Linked DNA regions of Mus musculus: region 1 is linked to region 2. A link is a loop called in an ENCODE intact Hi-C map of the cell type or tissue named here. Cell type or tissue: heart. All regions are shown on one strand. Links, peaks and the distances in the headings refer to the core of each region. The heading gives the core; the rest is flanking DNA.

Region 1 (6,125 bases), core at 567-5,566, 280 kb after region 2:
AGGAGGGCAAAGACTTTTGCGCTTTTGCCCAGATCCATTAAAAATTGAGTTCAAACAAGAACTGTTTTTCTTTCCCGTAGTATTTAACACAACACACTCTGGGACAGGGCTTCAGGGCTTGCGTGTACTGTTTGCAATCGTCCTGCCTTGGCCTCCCAAACGCTGGAATTACAGGCACTCGTGACCACACACAAAGCATAGGCTCTGCTCATTGGCTGTGATCTCCACATACACCGGTGGTCAGAAAACGCCAGAGATAAAACATTCATTCGCATTAACGCTACTGACTGAAGGCAGTAAGCACGCTACCTGGCCCTTACTTCCACCTTGGTACAGTGTGAGAAGGGCCAAGTACTTGGTAAGGTTTGCTCCACGGTGGTACAGACCACGAGGGAAGCAGTTCTCTTATGCTCAAAATTAGCGGAGCCCGGATGCAGAGGCCCAAGGACGGCAGAGGCAGAGCGGGCACCCGCTGGGCTGGACCCGCACACCAAACGCACAGGACACCAGAGCTGCTTCCGGCTTCACGGGCCGTGGCGCCCGCACGCGGCGCATGCCAGAGCAGGCGCGTTTGGTGGAGCGCGTTGCGAGCGACGGGCCACGCGTGGCCGGCTCTGCCCAGTCACTCCACCGTACAGAGCACGCGAGGAGAAGGCGGGAGGGCGGGGGCTCGACCCGGTGCAGTCGCAGCGGTTTCGTTTTCCCAGGCGGTCCGCGACCGCAGCACACCAGCCGGCGCGGAAACTTCCACCCGGCACGCTGGCGTGTCTGCGCACGCGCAGCGCGGCCCACACAGCCCAGCGCCGACCCGCACCCGCCCCTCCGGCCCCGCCCTGTCTGTCTGGTCTGCATGCGCCCGCGCCACTGTCTCTCCGCCGCCGCCCGGAGCGCGCAGTGCGCAAGCGCGGTAACCAAGGCGGCGCTGTCTAGTGAGGATTTGAAATCCCCGCGCGTGCGCACTGCGCCGCGGCCCGCGAGGGAGGCCGCGCCCCCGCGCCGCCGCCCCCGCGCCGCCTCCCCGCCCCTCATTGGAGCTGAGGCGGCGGCCCCCATCCCTCTCCGTTCCCGGCCGCCGCCGAGGGCGTCTTTCCGCCGCCGCGCCGCAGGAGCGCCGTGACTGACTGACGGCCCGACGCTCTGGGCCCGCCCCCTCGGCCGGTCACCGCCCCTTCGATGGCCTCTCCCTGCCGCCCGCACGCTACGCCGCCGCCGCCGCGGCCCCCTCGCCCTCCCCGCGCCGCCTGAGCCACCGGGACCGCAGCTGCGCCGCGCGCCCCACCGAGCGCCGCCCGCGCCCATCCGCGCGCACCGGAGCGCGGCCCAGGCCCGTCCGTCCGTCCGTCCGCGCGGCCGGCCCGGGGCGCGGCGGGGCGGGGCGCGGCGGGGGCGGGGCGCGGCGGGCGACGCGGGCCCCGCGGGGGCGGCGCGTGGATGGATCCGCGCGTGGCCTGGATCCAGCCGGAGCAGAAGGGGCCGGCCAATGCCCTGTGGATGCAGATCTGGGAGACCTCGCAGGGCGTGGGCCGTGGCGGCTCCGGCTTCGCGTCCTACTTCTGCCTCAACTCGCCGGCGCTGGACACGGCGGCCGCGCCCGGGGCGGCGGGGCGCGCAGCACCAGCAGCAGGAGGCCCGGGGCCGGCGCCCGCCGCCTCGTCCCCGCCGCCGGCGCCCGGCCCCGCCGCGCTGCCCCCGGCGCTGCTTACCGCGCTAGGGCCCGCGGCGGACAGCGCAAGACGCTTGCACAAGTCCCCGTCGCTGTCGTCGTCGTCGTCCTCGTCGTCGTCCAACGCCGAGTCGGGCACCGAGAGTCCCGGCTGCTCGTCGTCGTCCTCCAGCAGCACCTCGCTCGGCCGCGCCGGCAGCGGCCGCACCTTCTTCAGCTTCGCCGACGGTGCTGCCCACGCACACCCGGGCCCACGCGGCTCCACGCCCGCCGGCTCGCCGCCGCAGCACCAGTTCCACCCGGGTCGGCGGAAACGCGAGAACAAGGCCAGCACGTATGGCCTCAACTACCTGCTGTCGGGCAGCCGCGCGGCCACGCTGAGCGGAGGGGGCGGCCCCGGGGCCCAGGCGGCGCGGCCCGGCACGCCGTGGAAGAGCCGCGCGTACAGCCCGGGCATCCAGGGGTGAGTGCGCCCGAGCCGCGGGGCTGCCAGCGGCGCGGGCACTTTAAAAACTCCGTTGGATCGAGATCCACCAGGCAGGGGGGATTGACAGTTCGGGATGGAGGCCTAGGGCTAGACTAGAAAGTGGTTCCTTTCTTTCCTCTGCTCCAGGGCAGGGAAGCAAGGGCTGGCTGTCAGAGTGGGAAGCGTTTACGCGTGTTCTTTCCTGTAGGCTAAATCCTGTATCTTAGTGTAGTGAGGTTGAATGTAAAAAATTTTTGTTCCCTTTTTTTGAGACAGTAGGTTTTTGGTATTGGTGCAGTTTAGCCATCAAGTGAGGTTTAGAAGTGGAGTCTTGTGTGTGTTGAGGTTACCTCGTACGTTTTAATTTTGGGCAGACGTTCACAGAAAGACCGTCACCTGGGGTTTCTGAAAACCACCTAATAGTACTCAGGTTTTTTTCCTGTGAACTCACAGGAAGGTGTTTTCATTTAAAAATTTTTCCATAAGGCTCAGAGGACCTTAGCGGTTTAATGTCCCCAATGACAGCAAGGTGGGGGTGTTGGTCTGGAATTGCCCCAGGTGAGACTTTTCTAGTATGAAGCTCTTCATTCAACCTATTGGTTGAATTTCTGAACATCTAGAAACAAAATAGTGGTTGTGTAGTCTCAAGACTGGTGAGCTTGATTTGCCTCAGTTCCTGCCGCTCTTAAAGGGCGTCTAACCTCCCCCCCTCCCCCTCACTCCAGGGAGCGACATCCCCAGTTCAAGTCCACCCGGGTGGTTGCTAGGCCCTGGGACTCCTTTGAGGTAACTTCTTAGGGGGCTGTTTGCGGTTTGAGGTCTGTGGGGAACACGGATACTCTTTAAGGGGTTGGGGGTGTTACATAGAAACAGTTGTCCCCTCTGCAACTTGTTTCACCTGCCTTGGATCTTTGGGTCGGGATTCTCCAGCATGCACTACAAATCCAGGAGGAGCCTGGTTTCTTCTGCCAGTTCCCCCGCAGTGCTTGCTTGTAGAACTTTGTGAGACAGGTGTGGCCGTGGACCTACGGGAGGTTTCTGGATTGTTACATAACTGTAATGGACATGGTGTCTGCCGGGAGACGGATCCTAGCCTCTGACAGAGTTCCACTTGGGTACTTAGGCATCAGCAGCATGATCTGCCCCTCGGTGAGAGTTGTGTCCCTTGATGTGGTCTCTCTGGTGGTCTGTAAAGCTGGTCAGCCTCTGTGTGTTCTTCTGTGGCGTTTTGTTAGTATGTGTGCCTCTGTGGGCTAGGTGTGCTTTTAGAGTCTAGCATGGGTGCAGTTGGCATGGGTGGCATGTATTTCTATTGATCCCACAAGCATGGTCCCTTCTTTAAATACCCTCCCTTCCTGGTACAGATGAACATTGCCACCTGGGTATTCATACTTGGCTCCTGTCACCCTACTCCCAAGTCTGTAGTTCTTGATTAGCCGCTGTCCCCCAAGTCTGGGTCTCTCTTCCTATGTCAAGCACATTGTAACCACTCTCTGGAGGAGGATGCTCAGGCAGTCCAAGACTGGGGTCTTCTGTGCACTGTGGCCTAGCCTGTGTCCTTGGTCAGCAGGGTCAGTGGGATGAGGTTCTACCAGCCCCCAACTTTCACGAGAGCCTCCATTACTTCCCCCACCCACCCAAGAGAGATGAAGGCCTGACTCGGTGGTGCTTGGGCTCTGCCACTCTTCTTGCCTGAGCCCTGCCTCAGAGCCCCACTTGCTCACTTTAGGGTTCAAAACCCAGCTAGAGTTTAGCGTTGGATGCTGCCTGGTGACTCTTCCTTTTCTGTCTAGGTGGCATGTGTTGAATGGTGACTCCTGGAGGAGGAGCTTGCTAACTGGCTTGGCATGTGTGCGTGAGAGAGTGCCTCCTGAGAGGGTACCTTGTCTGTTTCCTACTGTGACTGACCTCTCGAGGGGGTGGGAAGGAATTAGTGAACGGGCACCAGTAGAGCTGAGCCCTATATGTTAACAGTAAAGGTGGCTCCAACTATTGCTGGTTGCTCTCACGTGAGCTGATCTTGGATGGCAAAAAAAGGACCTGTCTGAAGCTAGTCTTGTGCTGTGTGGGGCCAGCACCAAGCCTGGCTTAGCAAGAGACACAAGTAAGGTTAAGTGTTGGCTTGAGCGTGGCCCAGTTAACAGTGAGGGGGCCTGTTATGTTAGTGAGAGGCTGCTGAGCTTGCTTTCTGCTGCTGGGGACGTGCCTTTGGGGGACTCCGCAGACCTCCAGAAAGGGTGAGTGGTTTTCTGGTGGGGTGAGAGTCTGGGTCTCTGCCCAGGTGGACACGGGGCACTTGCACCTTTCAGCTCTCTGGGTGGAGTTTGCCCTTGGAAACTGCTAGACTGCTTTCGATCCCGGGTAGGATGAAGAAAGCGGACAGGGCTTAGTGTAATGAGCTTGGGGAGGAGAGAAGGTGAGCCCTGCTATGGGAGCTCCCCTGAGCCCAGCTCTGAAACCTTCCTTGGGACATGGCAGGCATAATGTCAGATGTGCCTCTGCATGAGTTTCTTGCTTAGGATGGAGGCAGGCATGGGCAGGCTCTCTGGGTCCTCCCTCCCCCCTTTAACTAACTCACTGTGCCTTCTGAGTCCTTAACTCTGACCCACAGTGTGATTCCTTAGTCCTGGGCAGTCTCAGTGGCTTTAGAAGCTGCTTTGGGTTAAAAGTAAAGAGCATTCCCCTGGAAGTGAGGATTGGAGTGTGGTCCTGACCTCCCTGGTGTCTTGCAGGAGTGCAGATGGACAGGGGAGGCCCCAGCCCTTGCATACACCTGCAGCCCCATGACTTGAGTTGACTCTGAAGGTTGTGTCCTCCCAGGTGTGCCTACAGTGGGCAGCTTCTCTGCAACTCTCTTCACCATAGTTAGTCTTTGAATGTGTCCTGTGCCCTTGGCGACAGGAGTCCCGTTGTCCGTCTGAAGCCGGAGAAGCCTCCAGTGTCAGCAGTTACAGCTTGGCTGTGACTGATGGTGCTCTCAGGGCTGTGGGGTGATTCCCTCCCAGCTCCATGACTGCTCTTTTTGCTGTTCTCCTGTGAGGGAGTCAGAGCTCGGTGGAGCAGCCAGGTTCCCTCTCCTGCAGCACAGCTCCTGGCTGTTCTGACAGAAGCAGATGGCCTTTCCTCAGAAGGCTCCATTGGGAAGGCACAGGTGAGGGCCCAGTGGGTTGTGCTGTGGAACACAAGTGTAGTCACTGCTATCTCCCTCCCTGTCTTCCAGTGAGCATCAGGGGATGCACGGGAGGGAAGAGGGAATCAGGGAAGCTGTAAACCCCGCCTGTGCAGGTGACAGTGGCATAAGAGGTTTCTTTCACAGAGATGCTCAAGGTTGAAGAGGGAGATGAGAACAGTATACTACACAGAGCTTGTTGTCATATGGACAGTGTTACCTCCTGTGCAACCTTCTCCAACTAAACAGCACCACTCTCTTGTCATGGCCAGTCTCCATACAGAACTGGAAAGGCTAGTGAGATGCTGTCCCGGGCAGCTGAGGGGAGTCCCGGAGAACTGCTGCACCACGGCTTGCTCAGGATGGAGAGCTGATGCTGGGGAAGGCTGCCCAGGAGGACAAGGCCAGTCTTCTCTTAGACTAGAATATTAAGCAGGCTGGCGCAGTCCTTTGGAAAAGAGGCCCTAGGGTTGGGGAGGCCTTGGGTTTGGTTCCTAACACCAAGGAGAAAAGCAATAGAAACAAAGAAACAAACAACCATAAAAATAAAAATGGAGTCCCTGAGTAATTTTGAAGAAAAACCATCTAATGCTCATGCTGTGTAAGTTAAGGAGGGCGGGCATCCGGGTGTCCTGGCGTCTGGGTGTCCTGGCGTCCTGTGGCTGGGATATTTGGATGAAGAAGCAGGGCTGCTTCCCCCTTAGAAGCAACACACCTGTGGCTTAAAAGTAATTTTTAAGTAAAAAAATTTTTTTAGATTTTTTTTCATACTGTTATTTACATATTTGATTCTTGTGTATGTGCTTATGTGAGTTTATGTGCATCAC
Region 2 (6,125 bases), core at 729-5,728:
CTATATTAATTGGTCATTATAGAGAAAGGACACCACCACACCAAGTTCAATTAAAAAAGTAACAAGCTGGGCAGTGGTGGCACACGCCTTTAATCCCAGCACTTGGGAGGCAGAGGCAGGCAGATTTCTGAGTTCGAGGCCAGCCTGGTCTACAGAGTGAGTTCCAGGACAGCCAGGACTACTCAGAGAAACCCTGTCTTGAAAAACCATAAAAGAATAACATAAATCACTTCAGGTTAATATCCATTCAACTAGACTGTATGACAAATAGCAAAAATACCAATTTGTAGGAATCCCATTTCATTTTGATATTTCTGTAATAATGTAATGAAAGCAGCATCTGATTACTTTTAAGTAAGTGCAATCCAAGCAACAACAGAGCACGAAAAGCTTATCATTCATGTGTGTTAAGTTAACGGGTGGCTCCTCAACACAAGGGAGGCTGTGGTGTTTAAGGCTCAAAAGTTGACTGTGACCTCTGTGGCTGCACAGAGCAAAACACTGGGCTGAATTGCTAAGAGCTTACATTACCCTGGCTCTGGAAAGTCCACGTGCTCTCCAAGTGTGCAAGAGCAAGGTTGTGGGAACATGGAAATTTCTCCCATGATACGATCAAGGCCTGTTTGGGAACAAGCTAAAGGCACCAGCTCCTTGGATTTTGCAGAACACTTTCCTCTGAGCTTCTGCTGTGACAGACTCTGGTAGAAAGATGCCTCCCCACAGCCACCTGGACTGAGATCTTCCTCCAACACAAGACGGACCACCTTCCAGGCTCAGCTTACCACGGGAAGCTTCTCAAAGATCAGACTACAATATTTTTCCACGTTTGTGTGTGTCTATATCTATATTTATATCTATAGATAGATAGATAGATAGATAGATAGATAGATAGATAGATAGATAGATAGATAGGCAGGCAGACAGACAGACAGACAATACACTTCACACACACCTCTTGTTGCTTTTCAAGACGGTTTCTCTGTCTAGCCTGGGCTGTCCTGGAACTCTCTATAGGCCAAACTTATCTCCAAGTCAGAGATCCATCTGCCTCTGCCTCCCAAGTGCTGAGATCAAAGGCTTATGCCATCACACCCAGGTATAGCTCTTAAGAATTATGAGGTTTTCCTGTGGCCTGAAGGCCTTTCTCCACTGAACTCGGAAGCATGTTTTTATATTTTCATGTGACACTATTCTCAACAACACAACACTGGAGAGAGAGTTATCCTTTTTTAACCCCATTAGCCTACTACAACCCTAGAAGACTGGTGGTCCTGCCTGTGGCACCTGGGCCTCGCCTCCCTCCCTCTCACTGGCACTCACAGCTAACCAAGAATCAGAGAGACCCAGTGATACTTACTCAAAAACTTCCAGAGGCACCGTGATATCGTGCAGCTGCTGTCTGCATTTATCTATGTCCTGTAAGCCCGTAACAATAAAGTTTCTGGGAAAAAGGCAGAGTGGGGTACGTGGTTAGTTCAGAGGACAGCACAGCACACCCCTACACGGCACTGGCCACTGTGCTTCAATTCCTGAGGGTTAAAACGGCCAAGGTCAAGGACACCGGGGCAGATAACTGAGGTGGCAGCTGGGTATGAGATAGCCACGGGAACTGGATAAGAGAACAAGGCCAGTCACAGCAGGCTCTGGTCTAGGCAATGCGCCAGCTTGTTCCCATCCCACAAAGCCCTCCTTGAGGGGCAAGACCACAACTCTATACCTTAGTAAACATCCCAAGTGAGACACAATCCTGTACCCAGCTTTAAGAGACTGAACTGTGGGTAGAGATGGTTTCTTGGGCAGTCTCTCATTCCAGAAAAGGGTCTCCCCTGGGTGGGAACACAGAGAGGCGGCTTCCAGGTCCAGACACTAGAGGCAGGACTGGCCGTGTCTCAGCTAGGGCTATGCTGGCTTCCTTCTCCCAGATGAACCTGACTACCTGTCTGCTCTGCCTGTACCTTCATGTTACCTTCCTAACCCAGGAGCACCAGCACCAAGGCAGCTCAGTGGCTGGGATCAGAGGGAAGTCGGGAGACTGGCGCTAGCTACCTTAACAGGCTTCTTCCTCCCTAATGCTGCACACACCTGAACCCTTAATTGCCACGGGATTCTGGGGACACCTTTGGACTTACAAAATATGTTCAGATGCTTAATTTTTCCCTTCTAAACTCAGAAAGGAGGTGAAGAGAGAGCAGAGCTTTCTGGAGTGCATGTCACTGAATGGAGTTTCAGGGTAGACAGCGTGGAGAAGTGGGCTCCAGTTTAAGTGCAGTACCCACAGTCAGCAAGGAAAAAGCCCATCCCTAGTGGGTTGAACCTCGGCTCCCTCCAGAACCACTCCAGATCCCTGGAAAGTGTCCCATATATAAGCGGTGAGGCCTTCTCCTGAACACTGTGTTGTTTCCCTGTAGGCCATTCCAAGGCCTACACAAGATACTGTCAAGAAATCAACCCTCTGTGGTGGCCTTCTTCCACAGCGAGGCCTATGCAGCAGGTGGCTCAGGGCCCCCCTGAGGTGTGAAGTCAACCTCCCCAGTGCGGTGGGGTGGGGTGGAGTGTCCGTGGTGCCTACCTCCCCTTACGGCATCAGGGTAGTCCCAGACTGTCCTGTAGGGTCAGAGTGGTGCCAGCCTCCCCTGTGGGGTCAGGAGGGATCCTCCTCCCCTATGGGGTCAGGGTGGAACCGGCCTTCCACGTCCGGCCAGGATGGACCTAGAGCTACCTCTATCCCAGCGGGGTCATGACTGAGCCTCCTCTCCTGTGCGGTCAGATCCTCCTTCCCAGTGGAGTCAGGGTGGAACCGGCCTCCAGTGGGGTCAGGATGGAGCCCGTCCGCCCCGGTCAGGACGGAACTCGCCTCCCCTGTGAGGTCCGGTCAGGATAGAACCGGCCTCCCCTCGGGGACCCGGGATGAACGTTAGAGCCCCAGTGGGGTCCCCAAGGCCGGCGGGCAGGGGCTTCGCACAGACGCGCCGAGCCCTGCCGGGCCGTCACTCACAGCTTCTGGCTCAGCCCCGCCTGGCTGCTGGGCTGGAAGTCGCTGACGATGATGCCGAGCTGCCGAATGTTCTCCACGAACTTCTCCAGGTGCTCCTCCAGATGGTCAAACTTCTCCGCCATCGCCGGCTCCGCCCGCCTCTTAGCCTCAGCTCCGAGCGACTCCGGGTCCACAGTGCTCGCCCGCTTCCGGCTTCCGGAAGCCCACATCCGTTTCCTCGGGGGCGGGGCCTCCTGGGGGCGGGGCCCGGGCGCTATGGGCGGGGCAAGAGACGGGGTAAGCCTTTGAAGGGAAAACCCGCTTGGAAGCTTCTGAACTGTGTGTGTGGGAAATGTTAACCTGGAAAACACAGCAAAGGCATGTGTAAAGGGGCAAAAATGAAAACTCTTAGCTGGTACCTAGCTTTTCTCAGTAAAGAAAAAACAAGTCTCATCAGGGAAGTAAAGAAAGCTAGATTGAAGGACAAGAATTTAGATACAGTGGACCTTGTATGTTCATAATCTGGAAAGCTTGCGAGATGTAAGCAATTTTCTTTAAAAGATAATTATCTGGGCCCAGTGAAATGGTTCAGTGGGTGAAGACGCTTGCTGCTAACCCCGACAACCTGAGTTTGGTCTCCAGAATCCTACATGGCAGGAGGAGAGAACAGAATTCTATAAGCTGCCCTCTGACCTCCAGACAGGTACTGTGTCACAGGTATGCCCACACACGGCATACACAGACACACAATACATAATAAGAAAATGTATTTAAGTGGGAAAGTCAAAATAGAGCCATGCTTTTTAAAACTGGCCAGGAGACAACAATCACTTTCAAAAAGAAAAGAAAGAAGGAAAGAGAGAAGGAAAAAAGGGAGGGAGGGAGGGAGGGAGGAAGGAAAGAAGGAAATACCTAAGCCCTAGGTACTTTTCAACTCACTTTTTAAATTAATCAAACATTAAAGAACAAATTATTTCAAACTTCTGCAGACACTTTTAAGTGCTAGAAAAGGAACATTTCACAATTCAATTAAAAGGGGTGGTGAATTTGATATGAAAACCAGTCCTGAAGGACAAAAAGAAGAAATATAAGTAAGTCTTTCAACCTTCATGAAAGGAGAGACAAGGGGACAAGTGAGAGAGACAAATAGGGAGAATGGGGATGCCAAGGGATGTATACAGGTTCTCTGTGTTAGACTAACAGAACTTAGAGAGAGAGAGAGAGAGAGAGAGAGAGAGAGAGAGAGCGCACACGTAATATGAATTTATTAGAATAACTTATAGGCTGCCGTCCAGCTATTCCAATGGTGGATGGCAGTGAACAGAGAGTCCAAGAATCCAGTAGTTGCTCAGTTCAGTCCGTGACACTGGATGTCTCAGCTGGTCTTTGCTGGTCTTCAGTATACACTGGAATCCCAAAGAATCAGACTTTAATGTCAGTGAAGGAATGGATGTGCTAGCAAGGCAAGGGCAAGCAGGCAAAGAACAAAAGCTTCCTTCTTCCATGTCCTTATATAGGCTTCCAGCAGAAGGTGTGGCCCAGATTAAAGTTGCACCTCCCCACCTCACTATCCAGATCAAAGGTGTATGTCTTTTTATCTTAAAGGTTCAGAGCAGAAATGGATCCACCCACTTCAAACCAAGCAAAAACGTCCCTAACAGACACACCCTCTATTTCTGGATTCCTGTTCATTCCATATGTAGTCAAGTTGACCACCAAGACTAGCCATCCCAGCTCTCCAAATGCCCAGAACTGATATGTTGAATGCATGTATATTTAGTTTTATATATGTGGTGTTAGAGTGTCTGACAGGGTGTGTCAGGGGTGATATAGCAATGGCTGATTCATGGTGGAAAAACTGAGAATCCAGTTGCTGTTCATTCCGCGGAGCTGCATGTTTCTGCGCCCCCAATCTGTTGCTGGACTCCTGGGAGATTCCTGGAGAGCTATCAGGGTATGGTCTTCATTGGGATCTGAAGGTCATTGGATTTAGTATGGGCTCCGGCAACAGGAGAGATGAACTTGCCAGAGAGAGTGAAGGCAAGCAGGCAAAATTTTTCTTCCATGTCTTATAAGCTGTTAGTAGGTGTGACCCAGTGTATTAGTTAGAGTTCTCTAGAGTCACAGAACTTATGGATAGTCTCTATATAGTAAAGGAATTTATTGATGAGTTACAGTCTGCAGTCCAACTCCCAACAATGGTCAGTAGCAGCTGTGAATGGAAGTCCAAGGATCTAGCAGTTACTCAGTCCCACGCGGCAAGCACGCAAGGGAGCAAGAGTGAGACTCCCTTCTTCCAATGTCCTTATATTGTCTCCAGCAGAAGATGTAGCCCAGATTAAAGGTGTGTTCCACCACACCTTTAATCCCAGATGACCTTGAACTCGGAGATTTAATCTTCTGGAATCCATAGCCACTATGCCTCAAGATCTCCATACCAAGATCCAGATCAGAAACTTCTATCTCCCAGCCTTCGGATAAGGGTCACTGGTGAGCCTTCCAATTCTGGATTGTAGTTCATTCCAAATATAGTCAAGTTGACAACCAGGAATAGCCACTACACCCAGATTTAGGGTGCTTTCAAAATCTGATTAGTATCTCTGGGTATGGTAACATACACCCATGATCCCAGTGTGTGGGAGGCAGAGGAAGTCAGATCTCTGTGAGTTTGAGACCAAGCAAGATCATGGAGAGTTTCAGAACATCCAGGACTACACAGTGAAACCTTATCTCACAAAGGAAGAGAGAGGGTAAGACAGATAATCTCTAAGTGGGTGCCCAGCATCTTCGGTTTTAGTTTACTTCAAAGGCAGTCCAATTGACAACCAAGATTAGCCATCCCAAGTTCAGTCCTTGTCAACTTCACACATAATATCAACTCCTTATGTCATGCTTAATTTACAAAGGAAAACAATAACAAGGTCATAATTCCACCTGACATGTTGTAACTAGCCTAAGAACAGCTGCAAACACATATGTTTTATAACGTGGTACACTGTCCCTTGAAGCATGATGACTCAACTTACATGTGACAATATACATTTACAGCACTTGACTACTGATATCTTTAATCAATGTGATATTACATCATATGATAATGAAATCGAGGGAAATGCAAATATTAGCTTAATATATGTGTATGTGAAAGATC

The links. Hi-C counts contacts between places; a loop is a spot of excess contacts. Peaks named below come from ENCODE experiments on the same cell type or tissue, not always from the same donor. Only the 100,000 strongest peaks of a DNase experiment are listed, where the experiment ranks them.
Region 1: it touches region 2 in a loop (5-fold over the local background); 5 of 42 quality-filtered maps call a loop at or near these places.

What each region holds. Positions count from the first base shown.
Region 1 is chr13:69,529,489-69,535,613 of GRCm38, reverse strand. It overlaps Tent4a (terminal nucleotidyltransferase 4A), which reads left to right and starts at 1,750. Exons shown (of 13, transcript NM_198600.2): 1 at 1,750-2,126. It overlaps A930018O16Rik, which reads right to left and starts at 1,299. Exons shown (of 1, transcript XM_011244606.3): 1 at 163-1,299. The coding sequence starts at 1,299. The coding sequence ends at 418. In heart, for the core only: CTCF peaks have their summits at 620 and 2,624; DNase peaks (open chromatin) are centred at 853 and 2,043; H3K4me3 peaks cover 4,548 bases; H3K27ac peaks cover 2,072 bases.
Region 2 is chr13:69,806,923-69,813,047 of GRCm38, reverse strand. It overlaps Med10 (mediator complex subunit 10), which reads right to left and starts at 3,166. Exons shown (of 4, transcript NM_138596.2): 1 at 2,996-3,166; 2 at 1,358-1,441. The coding sequence starts at 3,117. In heart, for the core only: no CTCF peak of the experiment used is centred there; a DNase peak (open chromatin) is centred at 3,207; H3K4me3 peaks cover 1,959 bases; H3K27ac peaks cover 1,442 bases.